Linked DNA regions of Homo sapiens: region 2 is linked to region 1. The links are chromatin contacts, found by Hi-C in ENCODE. All regions are on one chromosome and are shown on one strand. The core of a region is the stretch at or near the end of the contact, and the rest is flanking DNA. Distances in the headings are between cores, read along the strand shown. Region 1 holds the start of HMGN5 (high mobility group nucleosome binding domain 5). Region 2 has its middle 130 kb from the start of POU3F4.

The links. A loop is a pair of places that touch in the nucleus more often than their neighbours do. Pooled maps may share reads with other maps.
Region 2: a loop to region 1 is called in a pooled map, with 13 times the contacts of the local background. The contact joins the enhancer-like site here to the promoter of HMGN5 in region 1. A Hi-C loop is called at or near these places in 4 of 37 single-sample maps with no recorded cell type and 9 of 50 pooled maps.

The regions. Positions count from the first base shown.
Region 1 is chrX:81,199,801-81,206,433 of GRCh38, forward strand. HMGN5 (high mobility group nucleosome binding domain 5) reads right to left here and starts at 2,113. Exons shown (of 7, transcript NM_030763.3): 1 at 1,937-2,113. It overlaps SH3BGRL (SH3 domain binding glutamate rich protein like), which reads left to right and starts at 2,302. Exons shown (of 4, transcript NM_003022.3): 1 at 2,302-2,445. The coding sequence starts at 2,401. RefSeq lists enhancers at 1,958-2,207, 2,328-2,497.
Region 2 is chrX:83,633,027-83,640,620 of GRCh38, forward strand. No RefSeq gene overlaps it. Among named protein-coding and RNA genes, the nearest start is that of POU3F4, 130 kb to the left of the region's middle. RefSeq lists an enhancer at 1,986-2,335. Within about 2 kb of position 2,150, at least 6 of the 41 ENCODE cell types and tissues checked have a DNase peak (open chromatin) inside an H3K27ac peak, as active enhancers do.

The DNA of each region.
Region 1 (6,633 bases), core at 863-3,362:
TCAGGACATAGGCATGGGCAAAGATTCATGACTAAAACACTGAAAGCAATGGCAACAAAAGCCAAAATAGACAAATGGGATCTAGTTAAACTAAAGAGCTTCTGCACAGCAAAAGAAACTATCATCAGAGTGAACAGGCAACCTACAGAATGGGAGAAAATTTTTGCAATCTACTCATCTGACAAAGGGCTAATATCCAGAATCTACGAAGAACTTAAACAAATTTACAAGAAAAAAACAACCCCATCAAAATGTGGGCAAAGGATATGAACAGACATTTCTCAAAAGAAGACATTTATGCAGCCAACAGACATATGCAAAAATGCTCATCATCACTGGTCATGAGAGAAATGCAAATCAAAACCACAATGAAATACCATCTCATGCTAGTTAGAATGGCAATCATACAACAGATGCTGGAGAGGGTTTGGAGAAATAGGAATGCTTTTATACTGTTGGTGGGAGTGTAAATTAGTTCAACCATTGTGGAAGACAGTGTGGCGATCCCCCAAGGATCTAGACTAGAAATGTCATTTGACCCAGCAATCTCATTACTGAGCATATACCCAAAGGATTATAAATCTTTCTATAATAAAGACACATGCACATGTATGTTTATTGCAGCACTATTCATAATAGCAAAGACTTGGAACCAACTCAAATGTCCCAGTGATAGACTGGATTAAGAAAATGTGGCACATGTACACCATGGAATACTATGCAGCCATAGAAAAGGATGAGTTCATGTCCTTTGCAGGGACATGGATGAAGCTGGAAACCATCATTCTAAGCAAACTATCACAAGGACAGAAAACCAAACACCACATGTTCTCACTCATATGTGGGAGTTGAACAATGAGAACACATGGACACAGGACAGGGAACATCACACCCCGGGGCCAGTCGGGGGGTGGGGGGCTGGAGGAGTGATAGCATTAGGTGAAATACCTAATGTAAACAACGAGTTGATGGGTGCAGCAAACCAACATGGCACATGTATACCTATGTAACAAACCTGCACGTTGTGCACATGTACCCTAGAATTTAAAGTATAATTAAAAAAAAATAAGAAGGTGGCCTCTGGAGTTCCTAACTCTGGAATGTACTAACCATATGATTTTAGGAAAACTATTTTTCTGAGTTTCAGTTTCTTCATCTGTAAAATTAATGTAATAGTACCCACCTCTTGAGGTTGTTTTAAGGACAACATGTAAAGAGATTAATTTGGAATTAGTATTTAAGACAGATTGGAGAAGGGAAAACCTGTGGGTAGGGAACAGTTAACAAAGCTATTGTAAGCACTGAGCCTAGGCAAAGACAGTAAACCACTAGACTGGAGACAGTGGAAAAACAGCAAAGGAAAAGAAGTAGGACAAGCGACTGACTCCTCTCCACTCTCATTCATCTTGCAAATTCCTTTTTTTCTGTTCATTTAACATAATCTGGGAACCTAAAACTACACTTTGAAGTATATGGTCTGTCTCTGGACATTATTAACTGTTTGCTCATTTCCTTAGAGCTACAAATAACCATCTGATCTCTCTCTTCACCATTTCAACATCTGCAATATGTTCTCCCAAATCCCTTACTTCAGTCAGTTAAAAAGCAAAACAAAACAAAAATCATCCATCTTTTTACACAATATTTTCAATCTTTTCTTTGTAATTTATTCCTTCATTCTTAAACTTGCCAATCAGGCCTCCTGCAAATTCCCACGGAAGCAGGGTTCCCTAATTTAACAAAACACAAAATTCAAAAAGAAAACCAATCCTGCCATTTCTGGGCTTAAGGAAACCTGAAACTTTCCTTCAAAACTCTGCAGCATTGCTCAGTACTTTAGTGCCTAATTCCTACAACGAGCTAAGATCAGAAAAATCACTACGTAATAGGAATCTTAAAATGCGCAAGGCTTTGAGAACATGGGTTTTCAACATACAGCTTGCTCTTTCAGGATCTGTCTTCTTATTTGCATATATTTCTGAGCAGGAAGTTATGCGCAGTACTTTTAGTCTCCGCGTGAAAAGGTCCTTCATGCTAATCTAATTCAATTCAGTTCTCCTTTTTCTTTCTTCTTCTCCTCGCCCTCTTCTCAGGGAAGGAATCGTCAAAAATCAATGTTTCAACAGATCTCGCGGTGCTATTCGAGATTCCCTATTAAAAAAAAATAGAATTGATGCAAACAGCCTGTTCCTTCCGGGGTTTTGGGCTGGAACTGCAGCGCTTAGAGAGCTCGGTGGAAGCTGCTAAAGGCGGAGGCGGGGCTCTGGCGAGTTCTCCTTCCACCTTCCCCCACCCTTCTCTGCCAACCGCTGTTTCAGCCCCTAGCTGGATTCCAGCCATTGCTGCAGCTGCTCCACAGCCCTTTTCAGGACCCAAACAACCGCAGCCGCTGTTCCCAGGATGGTGATCCGTGTATATATTGCATCTTCCTCTGGCTCTACAGCGGTAAGGAGAGTGGGGAGTCCACCTTTGTTGTTTTCCTACACACCAGTCCTCTGCTGCCCCAGAACCATTAAAATGCAGAAGTTCCTCTGGCAGCTTCTCCTTTGGAAGACTCATGCATCCCCGATCCCACCCTTCTTCTTCCCTTTTTTCCCTTTGTTGCATCGATTTCATTTTTTTTTTTTTCCACATAGAGTTCAGCTTTGTTTGCTTCGTGACGTTGGGGGGCACATTTCTGCTTTGAAGGAAAACGAAAGCTACCAAGTTTTGGGAGATGGGAGATGGTGCTATACGGTCTTTAGGGTTACGTGAAGTCAAGTAAAATCGCACACTGGTGAGTTTCAAGAGTGAGACATTTGATGAATACGCCCTAAGTACTGAGACAAGGAGGAGTGCACTTCTGTAAAGGATGGGGGTACACATGCTGTAACTGGTGGGGATTGAGTGGAGGCCTACCGAGGCATTGTAATTATTCTGGGTGAGTGAGACCCTGGTAATAGAGTTATTTTGAGAGTGTGTAGAAGAAAGTGGTTAACTTGAGCTTGAAGGCCTGTTAGAACTAGACAAATTGGGAGGGGAAGTTGGTAACAATGACGTAAATTTTTTTTTAACTTAATATGACACGAGATTCAGTTTTCCCCCCATATTGTCCCTTATTTTGACTGTTTCTATTCTTTCAAAATATTTTACTTTTAAATTTCTCTCACTGCTTCAAGTATATTGAGAACTGGATAGGGAGCTCAGTGGCTTCTTGTGTAGTGGCAGCCTGAGTTGCTGCTGCTTCAAATGATAGGACTTTCTCTTTCATGGATTCACTTACTCTTAATTTAGAATAACAAATTTTCAGCAGCTGTCGGGAGAATATGATAAACTGGGGTGCAAGATGAGTGTATATCCATGATAAATGAAAGTGCTTCTGCTTTTTACAACTCAAGAGAAAGGCAGACAGTGGCAAGAACAGATGTGTGGGTTCAGATTGTAGGGTATAGGAACCCCTTCCCTCTTCTTGAGCTTTAGAGCAGCAGCTAATCCAGGTTGTTGTGTGTTTTTATTTTTTGGCTTGTTTATTTACACCTGAGAGGATGTGGAATGGAAGTGGAGGTTATGTTAAATCACAAGAACCTTGATATTTGAACTTTGTCTTCTCTGGCCACCATGTGTGGATATGTTTATGCAATTTTGGAATATCAGAAAATTTAATCTTACATTTTTTGAATAAGTTTAGGTTAAAAAAAAGAACACCTTTTATATTTCCTTTGGACCTAATTTTATGAGCCTCTTGCTTTATTATTTTCCATACATGTTGTCTAATATTTCAAAGTAAAATTTGAGTTGCTCAGAGTCTCAACTCAATCCAATAATTGTAAAGTCCAACTTAATGCCTTTAGTTAAACCCCTAATGAGACTGAACAGATCAGGCAGTTAGTTTTGCTTTGGGAGTCATACAGTTTCAATACTGTTATTTATTCTTTGCTTTCTCCTTCCTCTACCCCTTCTTTAAAAGTAGATTCAACAAGAAACTGCTTTCAGAATTTCTATTCAAGTAAGAATAACTGCACCTCTCTTTGTTAAGTCTTAAGTTTCCAAGAGCCTTAGAAATGGCTGCTGTCTTCTATTATTTCCTTTATTGGACTCCTTTTTTTTTTTATTTAGATTTCAACTTTTATTTTAGATTCAGAGGGTACATGTGCAGATTTGATGCATGGGTATACTGTGCAAGGTTTGGGGTACCATTGAACCTCTCACCCTGGTAGTGGGCGTAGTACCCAATAGGTAATTTTACAACCTTTGCCTTCCTCCCTCCCTCCTCTGTAGTCTTCAGTGTCTATTCTTCCCATCTTTGTTGGACTTTATTGTTGAAGACCATGCAAATGGCAGATGTTTATGGTATTTGTATTTTATTTCAATTTTTTGTCATGAGTAGTTAGAAATTTATTAGAAATTTATCTACTGTAGTAATTATAGTTCAATGAACCTGTTATCAAAATTCTACTTCATAATGCCAAAATAAATCCTTGCTTTATTATACTATTACAACACTTTTAAATAATACCAAAACAGTGTAAAGTGAGTACTTCTTTGTAACATGAATGGAGTGGTGATTATTTACTTCAGAAAGGCACTTTTCAGTTTGCTGTACTAAAGTTTTCCTTTAAGATTGATGCCCTGTTTGTTTTAATACATAAGTTAGAAAGTTTTGAGCAAATATCCTGATGGAGTCCTACAATTGCACATAGTGAGATACTTCAATAAGTGACTAAGTTTAGTTGTCTGAAGAACAGTTAAAAGCTTCTTTGCTTTGGATTGGTGGTAGCTGACTGTTTCTTAATCTTCCTACTGGTTGTCATTAAAAAAAAAAACAACAGATGTTATACTGGTTATACTGGGCAGAGTGGGGGATCTGGATCTGTGATAATTGGCAAGACAATGTTAACTTATTATGGTGGCGGGCGCCTGCAGTCCCAGCCACTCGGGAGGCTGAGGCAGGAGAATGGCGTGAACCCAAGAGGCGGAGCTTGCGGTGAGCAGAGATCGCACCACTGCAATCCAGCCTGGGCAACAGAGCGAGACTTTCTCTCAAAAACAAAACAAAACAAAAAAAGTGGCCTAATAGTGAAGAGTAGCACTTGCTTCTTGAAAGTTTAGAAATGAAAACAAGTATGTTGGTCTTTGCAATGGATTTCATTTTTTATTTTTATTGATATATCATAATTGTGCATATTTATGGGGGACATATGATCTTTTGATACATGCACACAATGTGTGATGATCAAATTAGGGTAATTAGGATATCCGTTACCGCAAACATTTATCATTTATTTGTGGTGGGAACATTCCAAACATTCTAGCTGTTTTTTCTAGCTATACAGTAAATTATATTGGTAACTATAGCCACCCTATTGTGCAATTGAACAGTGGATCTTATTCCTTCTATCTAACTGTATTTGTGTACTCATTAACCAACCTCTCTTAATCCTTCTTTCCCCCTACCCTTCTCAGCCTCTGGTAACCACCATCCATTCTACCCAATATCTTCATGGGATCGACTTTTTTAGCTCCCACATGGGTGAGAACGTGTGGTATGTCTTTTGTCTTTCTGTGTTATGTCTTAGTTCACTTAAAATAATGTCCTCCAGGCTCATCCATGTTGTCACAAATAACAGAATATCATTTTTATGGCTGAATAATATTTTATTTTGTGTGTGTATATATATGTGTGTATATATAAGTGTGTGTATATATATGTGTGTGTGTGTGTGTGTATATATATATATATATATATATATATCACATTTCCTTTATTCATTCACCGTTGATGGACACTTAGCCACATATCATAGTTATTTTGAATAGTTCTTTAATAAACATGGGAGTGCAGATATTTCTTTGATATACTGATATCCTTTCTTTTGGATATATACCCAAAAGTGAGATTGCTAAATCATGTGATAGTTCTATTTTTGTTTTTTGAGGAACCTCTATGCTGTTTTCCATGGCAGCTCTAGATCATGTGGTAGTTCTATTTTTGTTTTTTTGAGAAATCTCTGTGCTGTTTTCCATAGCAGCTGTACTAATTTACATTCCCAGCAAAAGTGTACTAGTATTCCGCTTTCTCAGTGCCCTTACCAGCATTTGTTATCTTTTTGGTAATAGCCATTTTAATTGGAGTGAGATGTTATCTCATTATAGTTTTGATTTGCATTTTCCTGATGGTTAGTGATGCGGAACATTTTTTCTTATACCTGTTTGCGATTTGTATGTCTTCTTTTGTGAAATGTTTATTGAAATCATTTGCCATTTAAAAAAATTGGATTATTTGTTTTTTTGTGGGTTTCTTTTTTGCTACTGACTTCCTTATATATTCCACATATTAATCTCTTGTCAGATGGATAGTTGGAAAATATTTCCTCCCATTTTTAGGTTTCTCCTTACTCTATTGATTGTTTCCTTTGCTGTGCAGAAGCTTTTTAGCTTAATATAGTTCCATTTGTCTATTTTTACTTTCATTGCCTGTTTTTGAGGTTTTACCCAAAAAATCTTTGCCCAGACCAATGTAATGGACTTCTTGATGGTAACCATAATAATGATAGTCAGTAGAAGCCCCTAAGTATGTCAGATACTATCTCATTTTTAAAAATAATCCTTTGAATTAAGCACTATGATTATCTCTGTTTTTCAGAGAAGGAAATA
Region 2 (7,594 bases), core at 900-3,399, 2.4 Mb after region 1:
TAGCCTTGACCTAGTTACTTATATTCTCTATACCTCAGTTCCTCCATCTGTCCAGTGGATATAATAATGGTACATACCTCCTAGGGTTGTTATAAGTATTACATTGGGGTAATATATGCAAAGTGTTTAGAACAGTGCCTGACACCCGGTACTATTAATAACCCAATTTCAGGGGATGCCATTTACATAGAATGTAGCATGAATGATGCTTTTTAGATTTGGACAATGTGATGACTCTGCTGATACATAGTGAGTACTCTATAGATGTTAGCCAATGTTATTGCTCTCACATGTTCATAGACTGTGCAGTTTTAATGAAAGAAATAAACCTATTTCCCTCACTGTCTCCACAAAAGAAGGTGGGCCCACAAAAACCCAGGTTGTAAGAAAACTTTCTAACACTTACTTCTAAGGCTACCTCATCTCTAAATTCAGCCAGCTTCAATCCCATTTTGTTACACTTTGTTTTCTACCAGGCCGTTGATTTGGGAACAGTATGTGACACCAAGTATTATATGTAAACATAATGCCAGGTAGATCATCTTGTTGAACATACGTGTTCATGTGTTGTTATGGTAGAACGATTTATATTCCTTTAGGTATATATTCAATAATGGGATTGCCAGGTTGAATGGTAGTTCTTTTTTAAGTTCTTTGAGAAATTGCCAAATTGCTTTTCCCAATGACTGGACTAATTTACATTCCCATCAGCAGTGTACAAACGTTCCGTTTTCTCCAAAACCATGCCAGCATCTGTTATTTTTGACTCTTTAATAATAGCCATTCTTACTGGTGTGAGATGGTGTCTCATTGTGGTTTTGATTTGCATTTCTCCAGTAATTAGTGATGTTGGGCATTTTTTTCACATGCTTGTTGGCTGTGTGTGTGTGTCTTCTTTTGGGAAGTGTTTGTTAATTTCCTTTGTCCTCTTTTTAATGGGGTTGCATGGTTTTTGCTTGCTAATCTGTTTAAGTTCCTTATAGATTCTGCATATTAGACTTTTGTCAGAGGAATATTATGCAAGTATTTTCTCCCATTCTGTATGTTGTCTGTTTACTTTGTTGATGACTTTTTTTTTTTGCTGTGCAGAAGCTGTTTAGTTTAATTATGTCCTATTTGTCAATTTTTTTTTTGCAATTGTTTTTAGCATCTTCATCATGAAATCTTTGCCAGGTCCTATGTCCAGAATAGTATACCACAGGTTTTCTTCAAGGGTTTTTGTAATTTTAGATTTTACATTAAAGTCTTTCATATATCTTTAGTTAATTTTTTAAATGGTGTAAGAAAGTAGTCCTGTTTCAATCTTCTGCATATGGCTAGCCAGTTATCCCAGCATCGTTTATTGAATAGGGAATCCTTTATCCATTGCTTGTTATTGTTGACTTTGTTGAATATCAGATTGTTGCAGTTGTGTGGCTTTATTTCTGGCCTTTTTTGTTCCATTGGTTTATGTGTTTGTTTATGTATGAGTATCATGCTATTTTAGTTACTGTAGCCTTGTAACATGGTTTGAAGTCAGGTAATGTAATGTTTTAGGTTTGTTTTTTTTTCTTAGGAATGCTTTGGCTCTTCAAGCTCTTTTTGGGTCCTGTATGAATTTTAGCATAATTTTCTCTAATTCTGTGAAGAAAGTCATTGGGAGTTTGATAGGAATAGCATTGAATCTGTAAATTTCTTTGGGCAGTATGGCAATTTTAACAATATTAATTCTTACTATCCATGAGGATGGATTGTAGGGACCAGCCCTACAGGGTCTGTGGGTTTTTCTACTCTTGTGCGGAAATGAGAGATTGTAGAAATAAAGACACAAGACAAAGAGATAGAAGAAAAGACAGCTGGGCCTGGGGGACCACTACCACCAAGACACGGAGACCAGTAGTGGCCCCGAATGCCTGACTGCACTGCTATTTATTGTATACAAGGCCAAAGGGGCAGGGTAAGGAGTGTGAGTCATCTCCAATGATTGGTAAGGTCACGTGAGTCATGTGTCCACCAGACAGGGGGCCTTTCCCTTTTAGGTAGCTGAGGCTGAGAGAGAGAGGACAGCCTACGTCATTATTTCTTCTATGCTCTTCTCAGAAAGATTGAAGACTTAAATACTTTCACTAATTCTGCTACTGCTATCTAGAGGGCGGAGCCAGGTGTACAGAATGGAACATGAAAGTGAAACAGGAGTGTGACCGCTGAAGCACAGCATCACAGAGAGACGGTTAGGCCTCCAGATGGCTGTGGGTGGGCATGACTGACGTCAAGCCTTCCACAAGAGGTGGTGGAGCAGAGTCTTCTCTAACTCTCCTGGGGAGGTCTGCTAAGTAATGAGTGCCTTCCCTAGGCACTGACGCTACTGCTAGACCAAGATCAGCTAAGTAACGGTTGCCTTCCCAGGCACTGGCGTTACCGCTATACCAAGGAGCCCTCTAGCGGCCCTGTTCGGGCATGACAGAGGGCTCACACGTCTTCTGGTCACTTCTCACCTTGCCCCTTCAGCTCCTATCTCTTTATGGCCTGGTTTTTCCTAGGTTATAATTGTAGAGAAAAGATTATTATAATATTGGAATAAAGGGTAATGCTATAAACTGATGATTAATAATGTTCATATATCATCATATCTATCTATAATCTATTTCTAGTATAACTATTCTTATTTTATATATTTTCTTTATTATATTGGAACAGCTTGTGTCCTCGGTCTCTTGCCTTGGCACCTGGGTGGCTTGCTGCCCACAATGGACTATTTTTCCACTTCTTTGTGTCATCTTTAATTTCTTTCAACAGTATTTTGTAATTATTTTCACGGAGATCTTTCATCTCCCTGGTTAACTGTATTGAGTAGGAGTGGCTAGAGTGGGTATCCTTGTCTTGTTCCATAAATTCTCAATGTTTTTGTAAAATGAAAATAATAACATGTATCTCATAAAGGCGTTTTGAAGGTTAAATATAAAGTACCTACAATAGTACCTAATACACAATGTACGACCATTATTAATGTTACTGGGAGAGGAGATGATTAACAGCTTATTGCAACCAGGCAAGATACAAATGATTCCATATTCAGACAAACACATCTATAATTATTAAATAAAGCTTCTGGTCTAGAGTAGAGTTTATATGCTGGAAATCTTCTCAGGGGCATTATTACAATGAGGATCTGAAGAATGCATTCCAGAAAATTCTAAAAATGTCTAAACCACTTCAACTCTTTGCAGTTCTCCCAACCCCAAAGATCAAGGCAAACCAACTCCTGGCAACCCAGTGTTCGTATTGTGCTTTCTGCAGGGTGTAACTGAAGAGAAGTAAAAAATGTCAGTGTGTGTTGAAAGATTACCTGGGGCTCACCAAGTTGCTTAGTATTCTCTCACCTATATTATCGCTTTCAGGAATGTTCTTAGATAAAGATGTAACCAAATTTTTTCCTATCTTTGTTGTCTATCTTCAACCTACTCCTAAATGTTCCCTCCCTCATCCCTTCAGCTGAAAGATGCACTACTAATTTGGGTGGTTGCTAATTAAGATCTTAAACTGTGATCCCCTCTCCTGGAGTATGTGAGTTTTCACAGTGTACAAAAAAAGATACATACACACACACATACGCATACACACGCCACTCAAAACTTTTAACATGTAACAGAATGACATTATAATGATGAAATGCATATAATATTGTATATAAGCATATATAAGTAAATGTAATTCTACAAATATATCTGTTTGCACTGCTGTTATATAAATGTGTCTGACTTTGAACAGAAATAAAATAATTTCTAATTTGAATGCTATCTGGAAGAATCTCCCACTGAATAATTGAGAGAAGTCACTTAATCTACAGTTACTTCAATGTTTCACTGTCAAATGAATCCCCCCTCTTTAGGTGGATGCAAAAGTAATTGTGGTTTTTGCCATTAAAACCACGTACATTGTGTATCAGGTACTATTACAGGCACTTTAATATTTAACCTTCAAAACACCTTTATGAGATAGTTGTTATTAAAAGTAATGACAGGAACTGCGGTCACTTTTGCACCAACTTAATACGTGTTCCTAAGAAGCTGCTGGGGTTCAAATTGCACACTTGCTGGCACACTGGAATTTTGCTGTCAAAATATTTTATGCCTTCATGTGTGGATTACGTATGATCCAAATAAGAATGTCTACATGAGAATGCCACTCCCAAAGCAGCCCACACCTGAGGTCTGCTATAGCATTTGTCCCTTTTCATTTGTTCTTCATGATGCACTGACATTTGTCATTCTTATTCAACCTCAATGACTCTCTAGGCTGATTTAGAATTAATAATACAAACTGTTTCTAGGACTGCTGTAACACAGCTGTTTATTTTATCATTTTATAGAATTAGAGCCCTAAATATTTTTGCTTAAAAATAAAATGAGTGTTAATTTTGGAAATATACAATTAATTCTGCCTTAACGTCCCTCAGGGTGTGTTTGTGAGTGCACATGCCCACACTTACATGCACACATGTTGTGTGTGTGTACTTCTAAATAGATAGAAACAGGCTTCCACACGTAGTCATGCATCATTTGACAATAGGTATATGTTTTGAGAAATGTGTTAGGCTATTTCATTGCCCTGCAAACATCATAGAGTGTTACTTCCACAAAGCTAGATGGTATAGCTTAATACATACCTAGGCTAATATGGTATAGCTTATTGCTCCTAGGCTACACACCTGTATAACCTAAATAGCATGTTACTGTACTGAATATTGGAGGCAATTTTAACACAGTGGTATGTATTTGTGTATCTAAATATAAACAAACAAAAAGTACAGTAAATATATGGTATAGAAGATTTAAAATGGCGCACCTGTCTAGGGCACTTACCATGAATGGAGCTTGCAGGACTGGAAGTTGCTCTGGGTGAGCCAGTGAGTGAGCGGTGAATGAATGTGAAGGTGTAGGGCAATACTGTTCGCTAGTGTAGACTTTATAAACACTATACACTTGGGCTACACTACATTTACGTTAACAACTTTCTTTCTTTATTAATAAATTATCACTTGCTTACTGCAACTTTTTAACTTTATAAATTTCTTAAACTTTCTGACTCTTTCGCAATAGCATTTACCTTAAAACACAAACACATTGTACAACTGCACAGAAATATTTTATTTGTTTATATCTTTATTCCATAAGCTTTTTTCTATTTTTAGTTTTGTAACTTTTTAAATTTTTTGTTAAATGTTAATACACAGACACACACATGAACCTAGGCCTGCACAATATCAAGATCATAAATAACCAATATCACTGTCCCCCACCTCCACATCTCATTCCACTAGAAGGTCTTTAGGGGTAATAACACACGTGGAGCTGTCATCTACTATGATAACAATGCCTTTTTCTGGAATATCTCCTGCACACCATGCCTGAGGCTGCTTTACAGTTAACGTTTCATAATAAATAGAAAAAGTATACTCTAAAATAACAATACAATGTGTAGTATAATAAATACAAAACTAGTAACAGTTGTTTATCATTATCAAGTATTACAACTGTACATAATTGTATGTTCTATATTGTACTTTTATAATGACTGTCAGTGCAGTAGGATTTTTTTATGCCAGCATCACTACAAACACATGAGTAATGTGCTACACTGTGACATTACAATAGCTACCATGTCACTAGGTGACAAAAATTTTTCAGCTCCATTATAACCTTCTGAGACCACTGTTGTAATATGTGGTCCATCACTGACTGAAACATCGTTATGCAGAACATGACTGTAATTATGAAACGTTAAATTTATTGTATTAGTTTTCTAGAGTAATCATAATGAAGTGCCACAAACTGGATGACTTAAACAACAGAAATTTATTGCCTCATGGTTTTCTGTCTCACAGGCCAGAAGTCTGAATACTAAGTGTCTGCAGGTTATTTTGAATTTAGGATCATTTTTTTTTAGTTATTTCTGTTTGCTTTTAAAAGTTTACATATTTTCCTTTTAGCAGTCTGCATTACAGCAGACTTCACTAACAGTTTTCCTTTAGGTTTTTAAAATAAAGTACAGGAAATGTCAGCACAAGTTAGTGTCATTTATTTTGAAAACTCAAGCCTCGATGTTTTTTTTTTTTTTTTTCCTTAGCTGTGCAGAGACCCCCTTAGGATTAGCTTTCAACAGAGCTTCCATTCCAGGCCCGGAAGAAACCTTTGATATTAATGTCAGCCCACTGGAAAAAGCTATCAGCATTCCACTAAAAGTTACAATGCTGAGTAATTCAGGAGAATAACTGGTCAAATCTGGTTGCCAATAGACTACTAAGTCTTCCTTAGTGACAGCTTTGGAGAAGTGCTGGGATAATGTGGTTGCCTCTATTTTTAGGTACCAGTCAGTCACTGGAAAAGGACATCTGTGCATGACTTCTATTTTATCCAACAGCCAGATGTCAGCCAGAAGAACAGATGGCCCACCTGGTTGCAGGAGATAAAAGTCAGTGTCAGGTCTGCCCCTGGAAGGGTCCTTCAGTAGCAAATTAGTCTAACGTTAGGGAAGAATCAAAGTAAATTGGATCAACTAACTCTCCTTTCTTCACGGTAAAATTCCGAAGGACTCAGGTTTCCTGCGTCAGGTTTCCACAGGCAGGCCTTCCTATCACTCTTCCTTTTATAATCAGGAGGACCACCAGGGTTTCTGGGAGAGAAGTTGTCCCTTCATATTTTTATGGCAAACTTGGAGCTTGTGACTGACGCTGCTCAAAGGCAAGGGACTTGCTTTGCTGAAAGCTTTACCTTCCCCAACACACTCCTTATGACACAGACAAATAGAGGGCCAATGACCCAAGGCTCCAGTGGGCCTAGCAAAACAAACTGACCAGCATTTCCAGACTAGGCCCCAGCTATATTCACATACTCACCTAACTTGGCTCTTTCTGCACAAACTGAGCTTCCCAACTCAACTGGTTTTCTGCCTAATACCCACTTATATGCTTACCTGATGTCATCCATCAAGAGCGCCCTTCTCAAGAATCAATGTGAGAAAACAGTTGAAAAATTCATCAACTTGAGTAAAAAATACTGCTATATAAATTATCTACACTTATAACTTTATGTTATCCTAACTTACAGATCTATCATTCTTCTTAGGAGGACACAAGAAAATTTTCTCACTCCCAATGAGTAGTATGCTTTCTCTTATTGGATTATGACTTTAATACACTTTATTACTTCCTTTTTTGTCTTGGTTGCCAGAAATCTCAGAACTATATTTGATTCTCAATTGCCAAACTCCCATTTCTTTTTTATGATTTGCAGGTTTTTAATTTTCATTTTAAATAATTAGTATCCATCATTAATGTAAATCCTTTCAAATCTGTGAAATAAAAAAGTAGATAAGGATATACAAATATTTAAGAAAGAGGCAATGAAGTCTTTTTTCTTTTTTTTTTAGACAGAGTCTCGCTCTGTCGCCCAGGCTGGGGTGCAGTGGCGCGATCTCGGCTCACTACAAGCTCCACCTCCCAGCTTCACGCCATTCTCCTGCCTCAGCCTCCCGAGTAGCTGGGACTACAGGCGCCCGCCACCAAGCCCGGCTAATTTTTTGTATTTTTAGTAGAGACGGGGTTTCACCGTGTTAG